Regions from separate parts of the Homo sapiens genome. Here all the other regions are linked to region 3. A link is a contact called in ENCODE Hi-C data. All regions are on one chromosome and are shown on one strand. Each heading gives the region's core, a stretch centred on a gene start or an enhancer-like site at or near the end of the contact. The rest is flanking DNA. Distances are from core to core; before and after follow the strand shown. Region 1 holds the start of TMEM245 (transmembrane protein 245). Region 2 holds the start of CTNNAL1 (catenin alpha like 1). Region 3 holds the start of MRPL50 (mitochondrial ribosomal protein L50). Region 4 holds the start of IPPK (inositol-pentakisphosphate 2-kinase).

Region 1 (3,285 bases), core at 55-2,554, 7.7 Mb before region 3:
ATCTGAAATACTGAGACCTAAAACTTACAATCGAGATGGATAGGGAATTACTTTTTCCTTTACTTCCTTTACTAAATCCCTTTGTCTCCAAATCTATCAAGCAATAGTTTCTTTATCTGCAAACTGTGGATTATGTTACCTGTCTTGTCTGCTTTAGAAGGGAAACAAAAATTATGTAGAAATTAATAGGAATACTATTGAAACAGGAAAGGGACAACTTGCAAGGTTTGAAGCAATCACATGTTGAGTACTCAGTCAAGGCTTTCTTTTTTTTTTTAAATCAAAATGTTGATTGGGATATTTTATGGGTAGCAGGCTTGGATCCCAGCACTTTTCCAATAGGGGAACAGAAGCACCTTGTACCGCCCCAGAGTTTCCCTTCCCCCACACAATAACCCTAAAGCAAAAGCTATTATTATTATCATCGCCATGTGACAGAGGAAAACTTGAGATTGGGGGCTTAACTGACATTACATCAAGTCTCAAAAAGAAACAGTGGCAGTTTGAGACTTTGATCTACGACTCTTTTAAGAGTTTAGATTGCGTCCACAGCGAAACCTGCACAAACAGTTGTCAACAGCGGCTGCAAATTACAGGCTTATGAGGAACGTTTGAAAAATGCCAAGAGTTCTTTCCTCAGGCCAAATACTATGGTAGATAAAAGTATAGCCTTTGGAGCCAGAATCCCTGAGTTTGAATCTTGCCTGTGCCACTTGGTAGCTGTGTGACTCTGGCTGCGTACTTAACGGCTCTGTCTCAGTTTTTCTGTTGGTAAAATGAGGATAATAACACCTTCTTTGTAGGGTTGTTCTAAGGATTAAATGAGTTAATAGGAGTGAGCCACTTAGAATAGGGCCTGTTATATGGTAATCTCTATTTAAAATCCTGTCAGATACACCAAAGAAAACACTTTAAAAATATCTGTTAAATAAATCAGTAAAACAGAATCGGGGCATTGGTTCTTTAAAAGTACTCCCCCACGGTATTCTAGTATGCAGCTTGGGTTTTAATATCTGAATGTGGCGCCTTTTGGGATCTCGCCTCGCGAGAAATTGACATTAACGAATGAGTGAAAGGAGCTTCCCCCCCCCCCCCCCTCCAGGAAGATATAGACCCTGCAAACTTGTTAGCAGGACCTTGCGGACACCAAGGAGGCGGAGGCGTTTTCCCCATTTCCCCTTCGGGAGTTGTAGTTTCCTGCAAGCGCTTGGTGGGTCTGTAAACCAGCGGGGAACTACAACTCCCACAATCTCGCGCGCCTCCCGCCCTGCCTCCCGCCCGCGTTTCTAGCCCGACTCCCATTACCGCCCCTCGGGGGCGGCTGTGGCGGAGGAACGATGGCCGACGGCGGCGGCCCTAAGGACGCGCCAAGCCTGCGGAGCTCTCCCGGGCCGGCGCCGCGGGTCCCGCGCGCGGTCGGGCCGAGTGGCGGTGGCGGGGAGACCCCGCGGACCGCGGCGCTGGCGCTGCGCTTCGACAAGCCCATTAAGCAGGCCTTCTACAACACCGGGGCCGTGCTGTTCGTGTGCCTGTGCTGCGGCGCCGCGGTGCTGGTCTACTTCATCCTGGAGGCCTTCCTGCGGCCGCTGCTCTGGGCCGTGCTATGCGGCACTTTTCTGCACCCCTTCAAGAGCTCGCTGACGCGCCTGGGCCGCCACTGGCTGCAGCGCCTGCACCGCGCGCACACGCCCATCGTCCTGGCCGCGCTGCTCCTGCCGCTCTGCTTCGTCGACTACGGCGTCGAGGCCCTGGGCGAGCAGGCGCTGCGCCGCCGCCGCCTGCTCCTGCTGCTCGGCGCCGGCGGCCCGCTCCTGTACGGCCTCTACTGCCTCGGCAGCTACTTGGGCGTGCAGGTGCTGCTGGTGCACGCTGCCACGCTCATCTGCCGCGGGCTGGACTACTTCAGCAGCCTGTGGGTGAGTGAGCGGCAGTCCGCCCCCGTCCCCCGCCCGTGGTCCCGGCGCTCTGGGGTGCAATCCTGCAGCTGTTCCTCCCGGTGCAGGGGCGACGAGGGGCCACACCTGTGCTGCAGTGACCGTCCGTCTCCGCTTTCCTTCTCACACCTCAGGAATTTGGCGGACATTCTTCCAAAAAGGGGGCGGGCGTGATTTGAAACAGCCTCCCTGCTTTTCGCCTTGTTTCAATCCTAATAGGCCCTCTTAGGGGGACAGTGCCCTGGATTGAGAATCGTTATTTCGCTTTGCAGAGAGAGGCCTCAGAGCATGGCAGTGGGGCTTGGTTTTACTTCTGGTTGGAGAGGGCGGGGGTGCTTCGGCCACCCTCAGTTCTGCGCATCTGAATGTCAGAGCTGGAAGGGACCTTAGAGATTCTAGGCCAACTTGCCATCCTGCAGATAGGAAAGGTGACCTCTTACCAGGCTAGGGCTACTTAGGGACAAAGAGGGGTTTGGGTGTCTTAGATTTCTTACAAGTCCTAAAACAAAGCTTGCTTCACTGGCTGGTGCTGCCTCTCAGTTCAGGTGATTCCTGTATAATTTGTGCAAGGCACTGGGTGCTGAGCTGCCTGTGCTTCTTCCTCTCCACGCTTTACTTTTAGGTAACTGCTTTTGTTGTGCAGGGACTGGTGTACCACAGCACACCTCCTCCCGCCTGGAGTAAAGCAGCTGACCGCGTGAAGGGGAGAGACGTAGATTTGTGATGCTTGGATTAACCTGAGCTTACTCTTACAAAACCAGGGAGCTTTAGAATTGGAAAGATTTCAAAGGTAATCTAGTGACACAATTCCTAACTCAGACTATATTGTGGACTAGTTAATTATCCACATATTTAACTGGAGACTGTTAAAAACAAGTGGAGATTTAGTGCGTAAGAATGCCAATTGATTCATAAACAGTACCATTTACAAATTGATTCACTTCTTTTGTCAGTGAAATAAAGTTCAGTGTACCTTGACGTCATTAAGTTGGAAAATATTAATTCCCCTTATCTGTCTAGCGGTGTTTTGGCTTGCCTGAGGTTATTGGCAGAGTGATGAATGACCCAAAACACCCTTCTTCTCTTGTTCCCTCAATACCACCTCTTGGTTCATGTTTAAAGTTGATCGAGCATATGTTAGGTGTTGGGCTTTGTGAGAGGTTTAAAAAAGGACTAAGATACAGGTCCCGTCTTCACGGTACATATAATCCTATATGAACATATTCTAATGGAGATGACAGACATACAGATAAATGTTCATGACTCATCCGTTGTGGGCCACAGGCCCAGAGAATGTGATTGGTCCAAAGTCACACAGCTCATGAGCAAATCTGTGGTTCACTTTTATGGA
Region 2 (2,911 bases), core at 21-2,520, 7.6 Mb before region 3:
TGATGAAGCTGAAGCTACAGGTTGAAGCACTGTGAAGCGCCTTTCAACGGTGCTTGGGAAAGAGCTTTCTTATGCCTCAGGTTGATGTACCCAGCTCATCAATCTGGTGTTATGGAAGAAGAAATGATCCAGGCCAAGGTGTCCGGGTGGACTGGCCAGCCTCAGATTCTTTTTTACTCTGACAGGTTCTCACTGGCAGATATGGTAGTTGACAAAACATTTTTTCATGCTTCTCAGTCTGTTGCTTAAGTCTGGAATTCCTTCACGGCGTGCATACTGCTGACAACCTCCTTTTGGCCTTGCTCCTGGAGACCTTAGAATAGGAGTCTTCAGCTCCCCGCCCCCATCGTGGGGCTCTGTGCGAGCTCAGAGTTGTGCTTACAGAACTGATTCTTACCCTTCCCCTCAAGTGAGTTGTCAGAAATACACACTTGGTGTTTTCATGCAATGAACAGTTATGAAGAAACTGCTCTGTGCCTGGCACTAGGAAAAAACTTCGAAAAATAGTTTTAAGAAGTAGTGTTGAACAGTAGATGAGGCTTTTTCATGTTTCTTTTAAATTTCTTTTGAATAAGTCTAAACAGTAGTGTGAAAGATATACTGACTTCCTGCCGAATACCCAGATACTCCATTAATGATTGCATTATCAAATGTTTCCCCTTCAATCCAGCTCAAAGTGTTTGTGAGAAATACATGGTGAAAGAATGAGCAGGGTGGAGTGGAAATTGGACCTTCCGGAGAAGCCCCAGGAAGACATTACCACTGGAATTCCCGTCCCAGGGGAAAGGCCCCTCCCAACAGACTTGATTCTGGTTTTGGTCTACCAGTTTCAACCCCAGCACAGCTTCCAGAAGTCTTTGCGGGAATTCAGAGCTGATTTAGGACGAGTCACCTATCGAGAGGACGGGAAGCTTTGCTGGGGACGCTTGTCTGTCCAAGTAAGAGGAGGCCATGTGGCTGTGTGACAGATGTGTTTTGTTTCTCCTCGCCACCCTGGCGAGAAGGTGCCTGGAACCCATGGAAGGGGTCTGAGAAGAGATAAGGGCGGGGCCATGTGGGGGCGGGACCCGGCTTAGGGGGTGGGGTTGCAGGGAGCCCACACCAGGCTGGACTGCGCGGGCGGGGCAGAGGCCGGGGGTGGGCGGGGACATACGGTGACGGGCGTCGGGGACGCAGGGTTGGCGGCGGAGCCCTGGGGGGGCGGGCCCCTGGGGGCGGGGTCTCGGTTGGCGCGAGTGTCCTGTCGCCGCCGCCTCGGGCGGGTGGGCTGACTGGCGGCAGGCTCGCCGCGGCGCGGAGTCCCGGCTGCGGGATAGACCGAGGGCCATGGCCGCCTCTCCCGGACCCGCCGGCGTTGGCGGCGCCGGAGCAGTCTACGGCTCCGGCTCTTCGGGCTTCGCCCTCGACTCGGGACTGGAGATCAAAACTCGCTCGGTGGAGCAGACGCTACTCCCGCTGGTTTCTCAGGTAAAGTGGCGCCTGGCGCGGCCCCTCTTCTCCTTCCCGCCGCGGCCCGCGATGGCGGCCGCCGCTCGCACGACCGGACGGGAGGCAGCCGCTGCCCCACTTTCCGCGCCGGCACTGCGGCGTTCTTGTCGGACCGCCTGTGTGGGGCTCCGGGACGGGCCTCGGCCCGGGCGGCGAGAGACTGGATAATCCAAACTCCGGCGGCAGGGTTGAGTGGACTCGGCAGCAGGGGAGGCTGCGGGGCGGGGGTGCCGGCCTGGGCCTTTGCCCCCAGTACCTGCCTCGGGTCTGCGGCTCCCGGGTGCCCCCGGCCGGGCGATGCCCCCTCCGCGGGGCGAGTGGTTGAGCCCAGCTCCCGAGGCAGAGAGGACCCCCGCGGGGCCCCTCGCTGGTACTTAGGGCCCTCCACGATAACCGACTTTGTCACCAGTTCGCAGCCTGGTCCCGAGCCCGGCTCCTCCGCCTGGGGTATTCCTCCCGGCCTCCCCGCCCAGCGTGCGCTCCCTGATCCTTTGTCCCTCCCCGCCGTAGGTCAGTTCGCTGGCCTCCCATTCATCCCGGCCACCCTACCCCTTCCCCTGAACCTGCTGCTGCTCACTTCTGCCCGCTTCTGTCCGGCCTCGTGGAAGAGTGACGTGGAGACTGTATGACAGTTAATCCAGATGCACACCGTTTTGCCAAGTCCCGTTTGGGATGTGTGCGTTACTGTATTTGCCAATCAGCTAACCGACGCCCTGAGTTTTAGGAAAGTTTTTGTTTCTCTGAGCTGGGTTATATGCAGCTTCAGGGCTAGAATTCCTCACTTAGGTCTGTGGTAAGATGCCAAGCACTGTGGGGAGTGAATTCTGTGCCTTCGGGAGCGCGTTGGCGATGTGTGACTCACATCTAGGTTGTAACCACTTCGTGACTCATACTAGGATTACCAAGATTTTAGAGGTAGAAGAAATCTTAAAGATTATCTGACTAAAAATTCTTTCTTTAGCATCCTTGACACCTGGCCACCAGTACCCTGCTTAAACATGTTCAGTGAAGGGGAGCCTGTAGCTGTTGCATAGAATTCTAAATGCTATTATCTCTTCTCCTGCCCAGCCCTGCGCATATTTGAAAACAGCAGTTACACATGTCCCTGGATTCCTGTTATGCTGGTTAAATAAACATCCCTATTTTCTTCACCTTCGCATGGCTAACGGAGCAGTGATGAATATATCTGACACTCTCCTTCCCTTTTCCTGTGTCTCATTGAGGCTCTGACCAGTGGGAAGGGGCACTGGGATCCCTCAGTAATGTCAGACCCTCCGCTCCTCGCCTATCTCCACTAGCACAACACAACCAAAACGAGAAACACTGGAGCAGTTTTAAGAGGCAGAGAGATAAGAGAGTGATGGAGTTCAAGTTGATAGTATTTTATCCATTTTTTAAATAACACCTATGTAATGCTTACTAT
Region 3 (3,075 bases), core at 561-3,060:
GATGTGGGAGAATAAGCAGCCCCCACTTGAAAAACTGCCAGAGAAACGTTGTCCTTGGGATAGTGCCAGGTTTCAGTTAAGGCCAGGAGGGAAGGAACATTATGTGAAGACGAACAGGGGTTCCAGAACGCAGAGTGAAAAGGGGTGGGAGGAAAGCTGTGGGAGGATGAGCCAGGACGGAAAGTACAGAACAATATGGGAATGAGATTATGAAGACAGGATGCCCGAAAGGCTTGCAGTTTGGTCACCTCAAGGAAGCTAGGGATGAGAGTTATGGAAACAATTAATGGCTAAAAGGTTTGAATCAGAACTTTGGAACAAAGCAGTTTTGGTACTGGTTTCCGTCCAAATGTTCTGTTAGTCTGATTTCTCTCTACCTTCTTAGATATTTTAATTAGAGAAACAGCAGATTCTTACCCAGTGAGACCAGGTTTCCATAATTCTCCATCATGACATCTTTATACAGGCTTCTCTGAGCTGGGTCCAGATAATCCCACTCCTCCTGGGTAAAAAACACAGCCACATCCTCAAATGTCAGCAACCCCTGAAATAGTATGATTTCTGTAGTCAGTTCCTGTTGTCTCAAGGACAATTCTACCACTAAAAGTGACAGAGGCAATCACTTATTGTGGCCAAGTAGGCTAGGAGGAACATGATAACTGAAAGTTCCATATGTTGCCCAATTCTGGGAACGAACTGTAACTGACAGACATCTCAGACTAGAAAGGACCTACGGATAAGGCTTTTCTGATTTATTATGCCCTGAGAGTTTAATTTTAGTAAACTGCCCCAAGGCCTCTCCAAGCTTCCCTCACCTCATTGCCTACTTCAATTTTCCATTTGCACTGGCTTGTGACTCTATTCAATTCAATTCCTTGAGGTTCTCTAAGCGTGTACCTTGGGGTCCAGGCACTGTGCCAGGAACAGAAGACACAAGGGAAGGTCAAAAATGGTGCTTCACCTGGAGAACTCACAAATGAGAGAGCTAGTCTGGAGCATTACTTATTTTCTCAGGCCGATTTATCAAGTCTCTCTAGAAAAAGAAAAAAAAAAAGGGAGCCAGTGGGCAGTTTGTTCGCGAACCGCACCCCAATGCACTAGTGGGGAGTTCCTTGCAAGGCGCTGGCCCTAAAGAGGCGGTCAGGAGGTTGGTGGGGGGCCTGGGGGAGAAAGCAGTGGTGCGGCCTAGCTGGGGTAGCGGCGAGACAACCGGGATCCCCGGGGGGGTGCTTACTTACCTTCGACTCCGGCGGGGGGCTCGGGGAAGCCATCTCCCAGGCAGAGAATAGGGGCAGGAATTGGGGGCGGCCTCACGGAAAGGAGCCTCTGGTGAGGCCTACCCGGCTGCTGGAAATTAGGCTCGACGAATACGAGGATCCCTGGCTGGGTCTGGCCAGTGCCTGCCTCGGCCCCCAGACGGTCACGACCCCAACAGCATATCAGACGCGATCCCTGGCTGTCCCCCAACCCCGAACCCCAACCCCTACTCCTGCCTGGTTACGCAGCCTTTCAGGCCTCGCTAGAGCCTCCTCCCCGCTGCCAGTTCCTCCTCCTTGCAGCCAAGTAACGCTATGACCGCCCGCCCCCGGACCAGAAGGCGTCACCCAGATTCTTCCCGAGGCCCCCTCAACTACAACTCCCGTCATGCTCGGAAAGAGCGCCGCGGTCCAGACGCCGCCAGCAACAGCTACTGGACTACATTTCCCAGCGTGCAAAGGGCGAGGGAGCCTACAGGAAAAAGAAAGCTCTTGCCACTGGGATTGTATCCGATTGGCTGGTCTGGGCGCGTCACTGCTGGCTGAAGGCTGCGCTCAGGCCCGTGGATCTCATCGAAGATGGCGGCGCGATCTGTGTCGGGCATTACCAGAAGAGTCTTCATGTGGACAGTCTCAGGGACACCATGTAGAGAATTTTGGTCTCGATTCAGGTAAAGCTTTATGGTGGACGGTGGGTCATGTTCAAGGAAAGTTAAGGAGGATTAGGGACGAATTCAAAATAGAGTGTTACGCCATCGTGGTCCCGCGCCTGATCAGAGCAAGGACAAGGAGGTCCGGTTAGGGTCCCGAGTTGAGAAGCACTCATTGAGTGGTGGGACCCAGTCTCTTCCACTCTCGGCCTTAGTTTTCTCATTTTATAACGGAAATACCACCCCCTTTCCTTTTCACTTCACTCATTCATTTATTTATTAAGCAAGCAGGATTAACCTCGTGTGCGAGACACCGAGTGTGTTGTCTGCAAACACATGAAAGCGCTTGGTAAACTAAACTCATTTGCCGGCTGTGTTTCTTCACAAGCAAGGTTCAGTAATGAAGTACTGCCTCCTCCTTTTGTTTGTTCATTCATTCAGTCATTCAACAGATTTCTTAGGGCCAGCATTACTCTAAGCGCCTAGGATACAGCAGGAAAAACAAAATCCATTCTCATCCTCGAGGTACTCCAACATATGAGGAAACAGGCCCACAGGAGGGAAGTGATTTTCCCAAAGTCACAAAGCAAGTTAATTGCAAAGCTGGATCTAGAACATATGTCTCCTAACTCCCCATCTACTGCTTTTTCTGCTGCACGGCTGCACCATGTGTAATTGTTTGAAGGTAAATCTAATTTGACTTAGATAGTGTTTAGGAAATCAAAACGTATGGTAGGAACCCTAGGGAGCAATGTATGCTCTCTTAGGTTTAAAACAAAAACCACTACAATTAGGAAAGATCTTTTTCATCAGTTCAGATATTAGCTTTCCCTCTTCTTTGGTCAATATTTGTTATTATCTCTCAAATCTCTTCCAAGTTTGTTTTATTCATTCACTCAACAAATATTTTTTAGGCTGTTTACTATATGCCAGGCTATATCTTAGGTGTTGTAAGAATACAGTGGTTACTAAAACAGACCAAATTTTTGTTCTCGTAGGGCATATGTTCTAATGGAGGAAGAAATGAACAAATGTGTAATGTAATTTCAGAAAGTGGTAAATTATGAAGAAAACTAGAGGAAATAGATTACTGAGAATGATGATTATATTTTCTTTACTATTTTAAAAATTTTATATATTTAAGATATACAACTTGATGTTGATTATTA
Region 4 (3,189 bases), core at 74-2,573, 8.7 Mb after region 3:
AATTCCCAAGGCCTGGCAAGGTGCCCAGCCGTTCTCAAAGTTGGGTCTGCAGGTCCTCTCTTTGTGAACTACATAACTGCAGATGTTCTTCACAATGTGTATGTCAACCAATGCAATATATTGCAGCAGACCGAATGCCGAAGCACATGTGAGAACCTATTAGGTCAGATTTTAAAAAGATTTGCAAAAGTGTAAAACAATACCACTCCTTTATTTTGGTGGTGGGCGTGGAATGTAATGTTTACTTTTTTTTTTTTTTTTTTTTTTGAGATGGAGTCTCACTCTGTCGTCCACGCTGGAGTGCAATGGCGCGATCTTGGCTTACCGCAACCTCCGCCTCCTGGGTTCAAATGATTCTCTTGCCTCAGCCTCCGGAGTAGCTGGGATTACAGGCCTGCGCCACCATACCTGGCTCATTTTTGTATTTTTAGTAGAGACAGGGTTTCACCATGTTGGCCAGGCTGGTCTCAAACTCCTGACCTCAGGTGATACGCCCGCCTCAGCCTCCCAAAGTGCTGGGATTACAGGCGTGAGCTACCGCGCCCGGCTGTTTACTTTTAAACGAAACAACAAAAAACTTTAAAGCATTTTAACTTAGAATGTGGTAACATCGATAGCTGTAACCCACATTAGCAAAAGCTTGGGGCCCTCATTTTTATGAGTATAAAGTGGTCCTGAGACTACGAGTTTGGGAAATGCGGTAGCTCTACGAGGCGGTGCCATTCTTGCCGCCGCATCAGTGAATTTAGGAGAAGGAAGGTCGTTAGCCCTCTGCCTCACCGCCAAGCAGGAGCCTTGCGCTCCAACTGCGTCCCTCGAAGTCTTCAGGCAAAAGCGGGACTGGGGAGTCCAGTCCTGTGGCCCAGCCACATTTCCTCGCGTAGAACGTTGGACAATGTTTTCTACCTCACAGGACCATCCAAATGACTGCGTTAGGTATTCCCATGAAATGTACGATGAGTACACCCTATTCTACAGAAGCAAAAGCTGAGGCTCAGAGACGCCAAGAGGTTTGCTGGGGTCTCGCGACTAAGCGGTCCCAACACCCAGACACCCTGGCTACCCGGGGACTGCCGGTCACTACCGGGCGCCGAAAAGCCGCCGGCTCCTTCCGCCAGCTACACATCCGGCGCCGAGGCCGGAAGCTTCTCTTCCGGCTCCCAAGACCGCGTTCCGGAAATGAGTCGCTCTACCAGTACCTAAGATGGCCGCCGGCCCATCCACCGTCGCGATCGGTGTGAGGAAAGTGTCACGAACCCGGAATTGCCCGACTCCGTCATGGCAGGCGCCGGGGGCGTGGCTTCCGGCGGCCACAGCTTGCTAGTCGCCGCGGCGGGGTCGAGCGGGGGCGGCAGCTGACAGGCGCTCCTCCCCCGACCGCAGCGGCTGGTTCCCAGCGAGGCGGGCGGCCCCCAGCTCGCGTCCCCGAGTCCTAGCCCGCGAGGCGCCAGGGCTGCGCCTGGGCATGGAAGAGGGGAAGATGGACGAGAATGAATGGGGGTACCACGGAGAGGGCAATAAGAGCCTGGTGGTGGCCCACGCGCAGGTGAGCGGTGGACGTGCGGCGCAGGTCCGGTACCTCACTCCGACGGCCGGTATCACCCCGCCCCCATTATCCGTTTCCTCAACAGGGTCGGTTCCACGTCCCCCCAGTACCTTCCTCCTCCCCGGCCGGTCTCCGGAATTCCCCCACCCTCCAGCATCCCCCCCTACCGCTTGGGTTCCTCATCACCCCAGTATCCCCTCTCTACTGGGTCAGTCTCCCATTGCCCCAGATCCTTCTCCTGGCCGGTCTGTCGTCCCCTCAGTATTCCCGTTCCCCGTCAGAGTCAGTTCCACATCCCCCTCCCCGCCCCGTCGGTGCCGCGCTCAGCCTCACGCGGTGCCGCCTCCCGCCTGGATGCCCGCCGGACTGCCAGGCCGCAGTGGGGTGGAGGCTTGGTTGGGACGGAGGGCCCGGCCAGCACTGGAGGAAGAAGCAGAGTGCCCACAGTGCTGTTACTCTCAGCACCAAAAGAGTTCAGCCTCGTGAGACTACGGAATTGCTGTGCTGTTAATAGTAAGGGGATGTTGTCCACAGGTCCTCTTCTCAACCTTTTAGAATTTGAAGGCTTTCACCTGAATTCAACGAGGGTGAAAGTTTTAGAAACTGCAGTAAGATCTCGCAAAGGTGAATCCCAAGAGTGAAGCGTGTGGGTTTCTGTGAGGGCCCAGATCTCTCTGACCTTTTGCTGTCTGGTACAACCACGCAGGAATGTGGCCGGCTGGAACGGGGGAGGGGGGTGAGGGAGGCGAGGATAGGTGTCATGTAGGGAGGAGTTAGAGCATGGGTGTTAAAGGCACAGGAATCTCAGTGTCTACATTTGTGAAGTGGAACTAGTAGTAGAATTCACTTTGTGGGATTGTTGCAAAGACCAGTTACGCAGGAACCCATCAAGTTATGCTTAGCAAGTGATAATTGTCATCCCTTGGACAGATAAATAAAGTGAAAATCAGAGAGGTTAAGGGCATTGCCCGAGTCGAACAGCTTGTCAGGGATGATGTAGGCAGTGGAGTCCTGCCTTGCTTCTGTTGTTCCTATGCTGGGTGCATTGGTCAGCTGTAGTGTAAGCTGCAAACACCCAGGTAGCCCCTAGGTTGTGCCTTTGGATTTTGTTGCTCATTAGCACAGGGAACTAAAGAACAGAGACTACAAGCTTTGCTCAAGATCTTTAGGTGAATTAATAATGGACCAGGCTAACCTAAAGCTGTCCTTCTCTTGTGTAGTCCACTATTGGCAAAGTGAGGGATGTTTCTGCGTGAGTCCTTTTGTTGTTGGGTTACTGTGCTGATCCCCTGAATCCTTTCCCAAAACAAATACTAATCTTCCAATTCCTTGGTAAGATTAGATGTATCTCTGCATTTTAGGTAAACCTAAGACTTTTCTTTAGTGAGGGCTGATACATTAAATTTCAAAAGTAGTGGCAGATGAAGCAGCAAGTTTCAGGCTTGGAGCAAAAGGACACCCATGTTGAAAGAGCAGAGGCTTTGACGCAGTTGCCTCTGGCACTTGGATCTCTCTGCACGTTCCAGACAAGTATGTGTCCACCCCCTTCCCTGAGTAGGCATCTCCAGGGCAGCCTGGCCCTACCCTGTTGCACAGCTCTGATTGTAATGATTGTTTATTTTTATTTATTTATTTATTTAGAA

Evidence for each region. A loop is a pair of places that touch in the nucleus more often than their neighbours do. Pooled maps may share reads with other maps.
Region 1: a loop to region 3 is called in a pooled map, with 24 times the contacts of the local background. The contact joins the promoter of TMEM245 here to the promoter of MRPL50 in region 3. A Hi-C loop is called at or near these places in 3 of 50 pooled maps.
Region 2: a loop to region 3 is called in a pooled map, with 17 times the contacts of the local background. The contact joins the promoter of CTNNAL1 here to the promoter of MRPL50 in region 3. A Hi-C loop is called at or near these places in 5 of 50 pooled maps.
Region 4: a pooled map shows a loop between it and region 3 (9-fold over the local background). The contact joins the promoter of IPPK here to the promoter of MRPL50 in region 3. A Hi-C loop is called at or near these places in 4 of 50 pooled maps.

What each region holds. Positions count from the first base shown.
Region 1 is chr9:109,117,966-109,121,250 of GRCh38, reverse strand. TMEM245 (transmembrane protein 245) reads left to right here and starts at 1,304. Exons shown (of 18, transcript NM_032012.4): 1 at 1,304-1,916. The coding sequence starts at 1,338. RefSeq lists silencers at 1,155-1,204, 1,345-1,514, 1,865-1,974 and an enhancer at 1,625-1,674.
Region 2 is chr9:109,011,858-109,014,768 of GRCh38, reverse strand. It overlaps CTNNAL1 (catenin alpha like 1), which reads left to right and starts at 1,270. Exons shown (of 19, transcript NM_003798.4): 1 at 1,270-1,467. The coding sequence starts at 1,327. RefSeq lists a silencer at 1,028-1,917 and an enhancer at 1,579-2,082.
Region 3 is chr9:101,397,353-101,400,427 of GRCh38, reverse strand. It overlaps MRPL50 (mitochondrial ribosomal protein L50), which reads left to right and starts at 1,810. Exons shown (of 2, transcript NM_019051.3): 1 at 1,810-1,927. The coding sequence starts at 1,836. It overlaps ZNF189 (zinc finger protein 189), which reads right to left and starts at 1,577. Exons shown (of 3, transcript NM_003452.4): 1 at 1,239-1,577; 2 at 418-544. The coding sequence starts at 1,271. RefSeq lists enhancers at 1,577-2,106, 1,639-2,167, 2,168-2,697.
Region 4 is chr9:92,668,265-92,671,453 of GRCh38, reverse strand. It overlaps IPPK (inositol-pentakisphosphate 2-kinase), which reads left to right and starts at 1,323. Exons shown (of 13, transcript NM_022755.6): 1 at 1,323-1,546. The coding sequence starts at 1,466. It overlaps LOC107987095 (a long non-coding RNA gene), which reads right to left and starts at 1,092. Exons shown (of 2, transcript XR_001746837.2): 1 at 781-1,092. RefSeq lists enhancers at 1-47, 802-851, 862-1,311, 2,052-2,221 and a silencer at 1,352-1,531.